Linked DNA regions of Mus musculus: region 2 is linked to region 1. A link is a loop called in an ENCODE intact Hi-C map of the cell type or tissue named here. Cell type or tissue: gastrocnemius. All regions are shown on one strand.

Region 1 (4,000 bases):
GAAACATTGCTGGTTCTAGATAATGAAAACTTTCCCTATATTTACTCATAATGCTCTTTTCTATATTAATACATCTACTACCTTCCCCTTAAAACATGATAGCCAGCTCGTTTACATTTACAATGTACCCCCTCCCAAGTCTTACACTTGAATGCTTCTTTCCAAACCATATCAGGAGTATGTCCCTTCATTTTTCACTCATTTGGTTGATGCATTCCAGATTTTTTGTCTCTTGTTCTCCATGAACCTTCCCTTCCCAGTCTAAGAAAAGCCAGGCTCCCGACTCATCACCCATGGCAAAGATGCTTCTAAGTCTCAACACCAACGCAAAGAATTAAGTTCCACTCTAACTTTGCAGCTTTATGAGTAAAACTTTTGCTAACTGACTCTTTATAGTTCAGTTTGTTCATCTTTAAAATTGGACTAATTACCGCACCTTCTCTATGAAGTAAAATAACTCATATGTTTTTTACTCTTCAGGAAAATGTATGGACATTCCAATAAGGCTGGGACTATAGCCCAGTAGTAGAATGCCTGCCTGGCAAATGCTACCATGCAAGATGTAATTAAAATGAAGGTGCCAGCACAATGTCTCAATGGGTGTAGGTGCTGCCCATGGAAAGCAGGGAGAGTAGTGAGTTTGAACCCAGTAAAATGGAAGAGAGAACTGACTCCACAAAGTTGTCCTCTGACCTCCACTTCACGGTTCACCTACATACATACACACAATAAATAACGTAAAATTTAAGATTTTTGAATACAATAAAATTCATGAAAATATACCAGAGTAACTATAATCAGAAATCAGGAAATAATGAATAATTGTCAGGGACATAGAGAATTCAGAAGCCTCATACCCAGATGGCAGAAATATAAAATGAGGTAGTTACTTTGGAAAACACTATGGCAGTTCCTCAAAAATATTAAACATAAATTTACTTTATCACCTGTAAATTCCATGTCAACACAAACACACGCCCACACACGCACACACACACACACGCACACACACACACACACACACACACACAAGCTATGAAGACATACATTCCCACAAAAACTGTGCATGAACATTTATAGCAGCATAATTCATACTAGCCCAAAGGTGAAGACAATGCAAATGTCCATCAATTGGTGGGGTGAATGTATACCACCAATCAGTGGAGTAACAGCATGTATCTATGAAAAGCAATAAAGCACTAATCTACATTACAGTGTGAGAGAATCCTGAAGACATGATGCTGTGTAGGAAGAGCCACCATAAAAGAATACATAGTATATGATTTTATCAACTTAAAAACACCTCGAAGAAACAGATCCATAGATACAGTATATTAGTGGTCATGAGAGAATGAGTGAAAAAGAGCAATGGTTGAACGTTAAAAGTTTCTTCCTGGTTGGAGAAGTGGTTCAATCAGAAAAGTGATTGTCTCACAAGGTTGAACATCTGAGTTTGACCCCCAATATTCACCATAAGTGGTGGTATACACTTGTAATTCCAACCCTAGTGAGGCAGAAACAGGATGATTCCTGGGACTTGCAGGTCAGCAAGCCGACCCTACTTGGTGAATCCCAGATTTTGTGAGAGACTCTGTCTCATAAATAAAAGGTAGACAGTTATGCCAAGTAGTGGTGGGACACGCCTTTAATCCCAGCACTCAGGAGGCAGGGGCAGGCAGATCTCTGAGGTTGAAGCCAGCCTGTCTAAAGAATGAGTTAGAAAAGCCAATGCTACACAGACAAACCTTGTTTTGAAAAAACCAAAATACGAAGAAAAAAGAGGAAGTGGGTGAGGAGAGGAGTAGGGAGAGGAGAAAGGGGAAAGGGAAAGGGAAAGGGAAAGGGAAAGAAGGGAAAGGGAAAGGGAAAGAAGGGAAGGGGAAAGGGAAAGGGAAAGGGAAAGAAGGGAAAGGGAAAGGGAAAGGGAAAGAGGAGAAGGAGAAGGAGAAGGAGAAGGAGAAGGAGAAGGAGAAGGAGAAGGAGAAGGAGAAGGAGAAGGAGAAGGAGAAGGAGAAGGAGAAGGAGAAGGAGAAGGAGAAGGAGAAGGAGAAGGAGAAGGAGAAGGAGAAGGAAAAGGTATGTAGTGTTCCTGATGAGTTTATACATACATACACACCAGCACATACACAAATACACAAAAGATCTCTCTTCCTCTCCCTGCTCTTTGAGACAGAGCCTCATTATGTAGCCCAGGTATGCCTTTACCTCACAGTATAATTGAGGTTGGTCTTGTTCTTGTTATCGTGTTTCAGTCTACCAAGTACTAAGATTATATTTGTACAACACTGGGCTAGGATTCACAGGAAGGGGTTAGATGAGATTTTAAAAATAACGTTCTAAAGTGGCAGATACTGATTGTATGAATGGTAAAATGGTAAATTATATGGTATGTTAAGTTTGGGAGTGTGACAAAAGGGGAAGGAGGAAGATGGGAGGGGAAAGGAACAAAAAGAAAAGGAGAGGAGAGGAGAAGAGAATGTATAGAAAAAGAGAAGCAGAATGGAAGGACAAAGGGAGAAGAGTAAAAGAATTTTTCCCTACTACACTCCCACTGGTAAGCCATTGTCTTTAGGAGTTCTGTGGAAATAATTTGTTGAGGAAAGCTTTCTTCATAGTTATTTTCAGCTCCTTGTTCCTGAGACTGAAGATGATGGGACTAAGGAAGGGGGTGAGGACTGTATAGGTGATGCCCATCAGAGTATCTCCTCCCAGAGACTTGGGGCCCTTAGGCTTGAGGTAAATGACAGAAGCAAAGCCATAATGTACAACCACCACTGTGAGGTGGGATGCACATGTGGAGAAAGCCTTGTGCCGACCCTCAGCTGATGGTATCTTCAAGATGGTAACTACAATGAAGGTATATGAGAGGAGGATGAGGAGAAAGCAGCCCAGGAGGGCTGTGATGCACACTATTCCTACACCCTTTGCCACCTCCAATACATTCTCTCCACATGCCAACTTCAATAGAGGTGGAACATGGCAGAAGAAATGGTGGATCTCATTGGGTCCACAGAATGTGAGGTTGAAAATGGCTGTTGTCACCACTGTCCCCATGAATGATCCACCAACCCAGGACCAGGCTACCAGGCAGGCACAGCCACGGGGGCTCATGAGCACATTGTATCTCAGTGGGTGACAGATGGCCACGTAGCGGTCATAGCCCATGACGGTGAGTAGAAAGGAATGGGTGAAGCCAAATGTGAAGGAGAAGAACATCTGGCTGGCACAGGCCAGAAAGGCGATGGAGTGAAGTGTGGAGAGCAGGTCAGCCAACATGCGTGGGATGATGGCAAAGGTGTAGAAAATCTCAGAGATGGAGAGGGCACACAGGAAGAGGTACATGGGTGTGTGGAGACTGTGTTCACTCCAGATGGTGGTCATGATGAGCAGGTTGCCTAGCAGTGTGAAGAGGTACATGAGCAGGAACAGCAGGAAGAACATCAGCTGAAGATGAGGGAAGGTAGAGAAGCCAATGAGGATGAACTCTGACACAAAGGTGTAATTTAGCCCCAACATGACAGCCATATCTGAAAAGGATGAAGGAATATCACTAATTAGGATCACGGTATGCTAGTGTGTGTGTGTATGTGTGTGTGTGTGTGTGTGTGTGTGTGTGTGTGTGTGTGTGTTGTTCTTAGAAGGATATCTGAGAGGCTTCTTTAACTTTCTCAGGTCTCACCACCATGCACCATCTTTGGCTACTCTAGTGCATTATGTAAAATGAGTTGATATTTGCATAGTCTATGCAGATTCTTTCCAGACTTTGAATTATGTCTAGGTGACTTAAAATATCTAATACAACATATACACATCATACAAATAGCTGTTATTTAAAGAAGAATAATAAGGCTCTAGGGATATAAGTCAGTTATTAGATTGTTTGCCATGCAAGCATATGGATCTAAGTTCACTTCTACAACCCATATTTAAAAAGGATCACGGTATGCTAGTGTGTGTGTGTGTGTGTGTGTGTGTGTGTGTGTGTGTGTGTGTGTGTGTT
Region 2 (4,000 bases), 90 kb after region 1:
GCAGTGCGGGCAACCGTTACAACCATGAACAAATTCATAATGCAGAAAAAACCTACATTTGCAAGCAGTGTGGGAAAGGGTTTACACTTTCCTCTTACCTTCGAAAGCATAAAAGAATTCACACTGGAGAGAAGCCCTATACATGTAAATATTGTGGGAAAGCCTTCACCCATTCGGGTGCTCATCACAAGCATGAAAAAATTCACACTAGAGAGAAACCATATGTGTGTGTATAGAGTGTGGGCAGGCATTCACCTTTTCCAAATCCCTTCAAATACATGAAAGAACTCATAGTGCTAGAGAGAAATTCTACAAATGTAAGCAGTGTGGGAAAGTGTTTGCATGCTTCTTACACTTTCAAAGGCATGAAAAATCTCGGTCATGGAAAGAAACCCATTGGGTAGAACTTGTACCTATGTAAGCTATGTGTAACTAGTCAACTTGGTTTTGAGACTATTTGTTTATCATTTGTCTCATTTGCATGAGGTTTGGGGCAAGAATACACTCATGCCTCAGTGGACATGTGGGGAGCAGCAGACAGCTTTCTGGATTCAGTTCTCATATTTTCGTTATGTGAGTCCCAGTGATGGAGCTCAGATCCTCAGTCTCAGCCACACGACCCTTCTAAGCCATCCCATCAGCATTTAACTTGCTTTTTTTAATGAATGAGATTTCTTTTTTTTTTAACGCGAAAATATCTCAATCTTTATTTTTAAGGATAATTGTCATTAATACAGGAAGAACTGATATTATAAAAATCAGAAAACATTAGCATTCAATAAACAAAAATTAACTGAAGGCTGATCAGGAACATATGCTTGGCATTGGAAGAAGGATGTATGCTAATCTTCTTAAACAATTGCTAGAAAGTAAAAAAAAAAAAAGTTCTAACAGGGCTACAGTGTGCTGGGCAGTAACTTGTAGATAAACATGTTTTAGACAATGGGTGGTATTCAAAGCTCAGTCTATGACATGGTAGTTCTTCAGCCGGAAGTAAGTCGAGGTTTCCTGGTAACAGAGTTTATTCATGCAGACGCTGTGAGGCCACTGGCATGATTCAACACAAACCATTCCCATTTCAAGAAAGCAAGTGACAGAGCAGTGACAGCATCAGCCTCTCAAGGAGTGCGGTCAGGAGCAGGAGGTCTGCAGTTTCTCACTTTGGATTCCTTTACATCTCTAAGAATATGGTAAGAAACAAAAAAGTACAAAAACAAAAAAGCCACATGGAGACCTTCTCACCCTTTACTAACATAGCAGAAGGAAAGAAACAAACAAAAGCGGGTTGTCGCTAAAGCCTTCAACACTACAATAGACTGTGAGTCGAAAAAGAAAAGCCACAGTCCTGTTGCTTGGAGAATGGATCGAACTAGAGAACATTACAGTAGGCACAGGAAAGTGGATGCGGAAAAATAACCAAGGACACTGTCTGTCATTCACAGCCGCTAGGGGCAACATTTTAAATGGAGGGGGAACTCTCTGGGATAAAAGGAGAACCAGGAGGAGGCGGGCGAGGGTAAGGGTGGGTGTGATCAGAGCACATCATACAGGTACCTCATACACATTGGAGAAAAGGAAGCTCATTACCTCATACAATATACACTAATAAAAACCAAAATCTATGAATGTGAATGCATTTTACTATGTCAAATACTGAGTCAATGCTGATACTAATGGTTAATAAACTACAAAACATTAAAAACATAAAATATAGTCGATCCTAGAATCTGAAAACTCATTCCTTCTTTCTTTAATGATTTCGTATACAGAAATTCCTAAAAATAAGAGTAACCATTGGCACGCCAGTGGATCATGAAAACATGATGCTTTTTATCAAAATGGAGGGAAGCGATTTCAACTGAGGCTAAGAATATTAAATTCTTACCAAACTATTGTTTCAGTTCTTTCTGCTCCATGTCACATAAATTTATTTATTTTTAAAGGAAATGAGGGCAGCTAGACTCAGAGTTTCAGCGCACTGTCATGAAACTCCTGAAGTCTCCATGCTAGGGAGGAGCGGTGTCTAAGTGCTCTACTGTAAAGCATCCACTCTTCGGAGCGGCTTTCTCCTCTACCTTTCACTTCTTTTTTAAAAGGCCGGAAGTGGCTCCCTTTACCTGGCGGATCCCAGCCACCGCCTTCCTCCCTTTGCCCCTTTTCCAGGACACCAGGTGAGTTTTCACTCTGGCATCTTTGCCCCTCTTACATGGCTTCTTTTCTTTGTGCACCTTCATGTGCTGCCTCAGATGGGAGCTCTGGCTGAAGCACTTGTCACACGCCTCACACTGGTAGGGCTTCTCTCCGGTGTGGGTTCCCTGGTGCTGGATGAGGTGGGAACTCTGGCTAAAGCACCGGCCACACATCACAGCAGTAGGGCTTCTCGCCGGTGTGGATCCTCTGGTGCTGGATGAAATTGGAGCTCTGCTTGAATCTCTCTCCACACTCGTCACACTTATAGGGCTTTTCCCCCGTGTGGATCCGCCGGTGCTGGATGAGGTTAGAACTCTGAAAGAAACTTTTCCCATAATCGGCACATTTATGGGATTTCTTCCCAGTATGGATCTTCTTGTGCTGAAAGAGCGTGGAGCTCTGACTGAAACTCTTGGAGCATTTAGCACACTTGTAAGGCTTCTCGTCCACGTTCCTTCTCCGTCTACTCAAGCCCGAGTCGAAGAATGGCCACCCCCCATTTCTGTCGCTGGTGAGCTGTCTTGCGCTTGCTCTCGTAGGCTTTTCCTTGGCTGGCGCTTCAAGAAATACCCCCTTTGGGCTTTCCTAACCTCATGGTGAGTAGGCAAATGTGTCGGCAAGAGATCCTACTGTCTTCTGAACTAAGGTCTCATATCCTAGAGTGACGCAACTCGGAATTCCCTTCACGCAGGCCGCCACGGTGCCCGGCTCGCCATGAATGAGATTTCTTAAATAGGTTTTATATTTTGTAGTTTTCTGTGTATACTTTCTCCAAAAAACCTCATGGATAGATGAGGCTTGAAAGATGGCTCAGGAGTGGTTTACTTTCTGTGCTTGCAGAGGACCTGGGTTCAAGTCACATCATCCATGTGGTGACTCCCAGCCATCAGTAACTCCAGTTCCTGGTGATCTGACACCCTCTGCTGGGCTCTGAACATCGCATACACATACGTATAGGCAAAATACATGAGATAATAAGCCTTTAAAAGAATGGAGATAGACTGGGCATAATATAAAACTTATCAGTACAATTTCCCCCACGTGTACAAGTGTACATAGATGCACACTTGCTCTTGCATCAGGCATCAGCGTGTATCCCTTTTATTCCAACACTGTGGGGACCGAGGCTAGAAAATTACAACACTGACTATAGTGTGAGATTTAGGAGAAGGCTATTTCCATCCAAATTCAGTGGTCACTGAAAACATGAGAGATCCAAGTGTGCTGGCACACACCTTTAGTTCCACCACTTGGAGGAAGAAAGAGTTAGGCAGGGCAGAGCTCCAGGGATACTTAGACCCTGTTCCAAAAAAAGGGGGGTTAACATAACTACTTCAAGGCCATCTTGAGCCACATGAAACTCAGAAAAGAAAAGGACTGTTGTGAAGAGATAAATTTTCTTATATAATTGAATTTTGCAAAAGTGAGTGCAAATGCCATAAGCAAAATAACATATGTAAATGAAATATTGATGACATGACCTGAAAGAATTCATTAAACGTTACGCATGTTTATAATATTTGCCTATTCTTACTCAAGACTTCTTGACTGTATATTACTTCTTTTTTCATTGAAAGCATAACTTAGTGAATAATTTAAGTATGACTGCAAATGACTGTCATCCCTGCTGTATAAAACTGAGATGAGAGAATAAACTTGAGCTCATATTTGAAGACCATGAAGAAACTACCTTAAAGAGAAAAAAGATGAACTCTTTGAATTGTGGTAATTGAACTTATGCCAAATCAGTTGTGTTTCAGTCAGGAAACTGTTATTTTTTTATGGGTGGTGTTAAGTCTACTATAGAGCT

What was found. Hi-C counts contacts between places; a loop is a spot of excess contacts. Peaks named below come from ENCODE experiments on the same cell type or tissue, not always from the same donor. Only the 100,000 strongest peaks of a DNase experiment are listed, where the experiment ranks them.
Region 2: a loop joins it to region 1, with 3.0 times the contacts of the local background. A loop is called at or near these places in 6 of 42 quality-filtered maps.

Annotation. Positions count from the first base shown.
Region 1 is chr17:33,212,827-33,216,826 of GRCm38, forward strand. It overlaps Olfr1564 (olfactory receptor 1564), which reads right to left and starts at 3,525. Exons shown (of 1, transcript NM_001199062.1): 1 at 2,435-3,525. The coding sequence starts at 3,525. The coding sequence ends at 2,569. In gastrocnemius, no CTCF peak of the experiment used is centred here; no DNase peak of the experiment used is centred here.
Region 2 is chr17:33,302,961-33,306,960 of GRCm38, forward strand. Zfp955b (zinc finger protein 955B) reads left to right here. Exons shown (of 4, transcript NM_001142957.1): 4 at 1-1,729. The coding sequence ends at 236. It also overlaps the pseudogene Zfp422-ps. Among named protein-coding and RNA genes, the nearest start is that of Zfp955b, 15 kb to the left of the region's middle. In gastrocnemius, no CTCF peak of the experiment used is centred here; no DNase peak of the experiment used is centred here.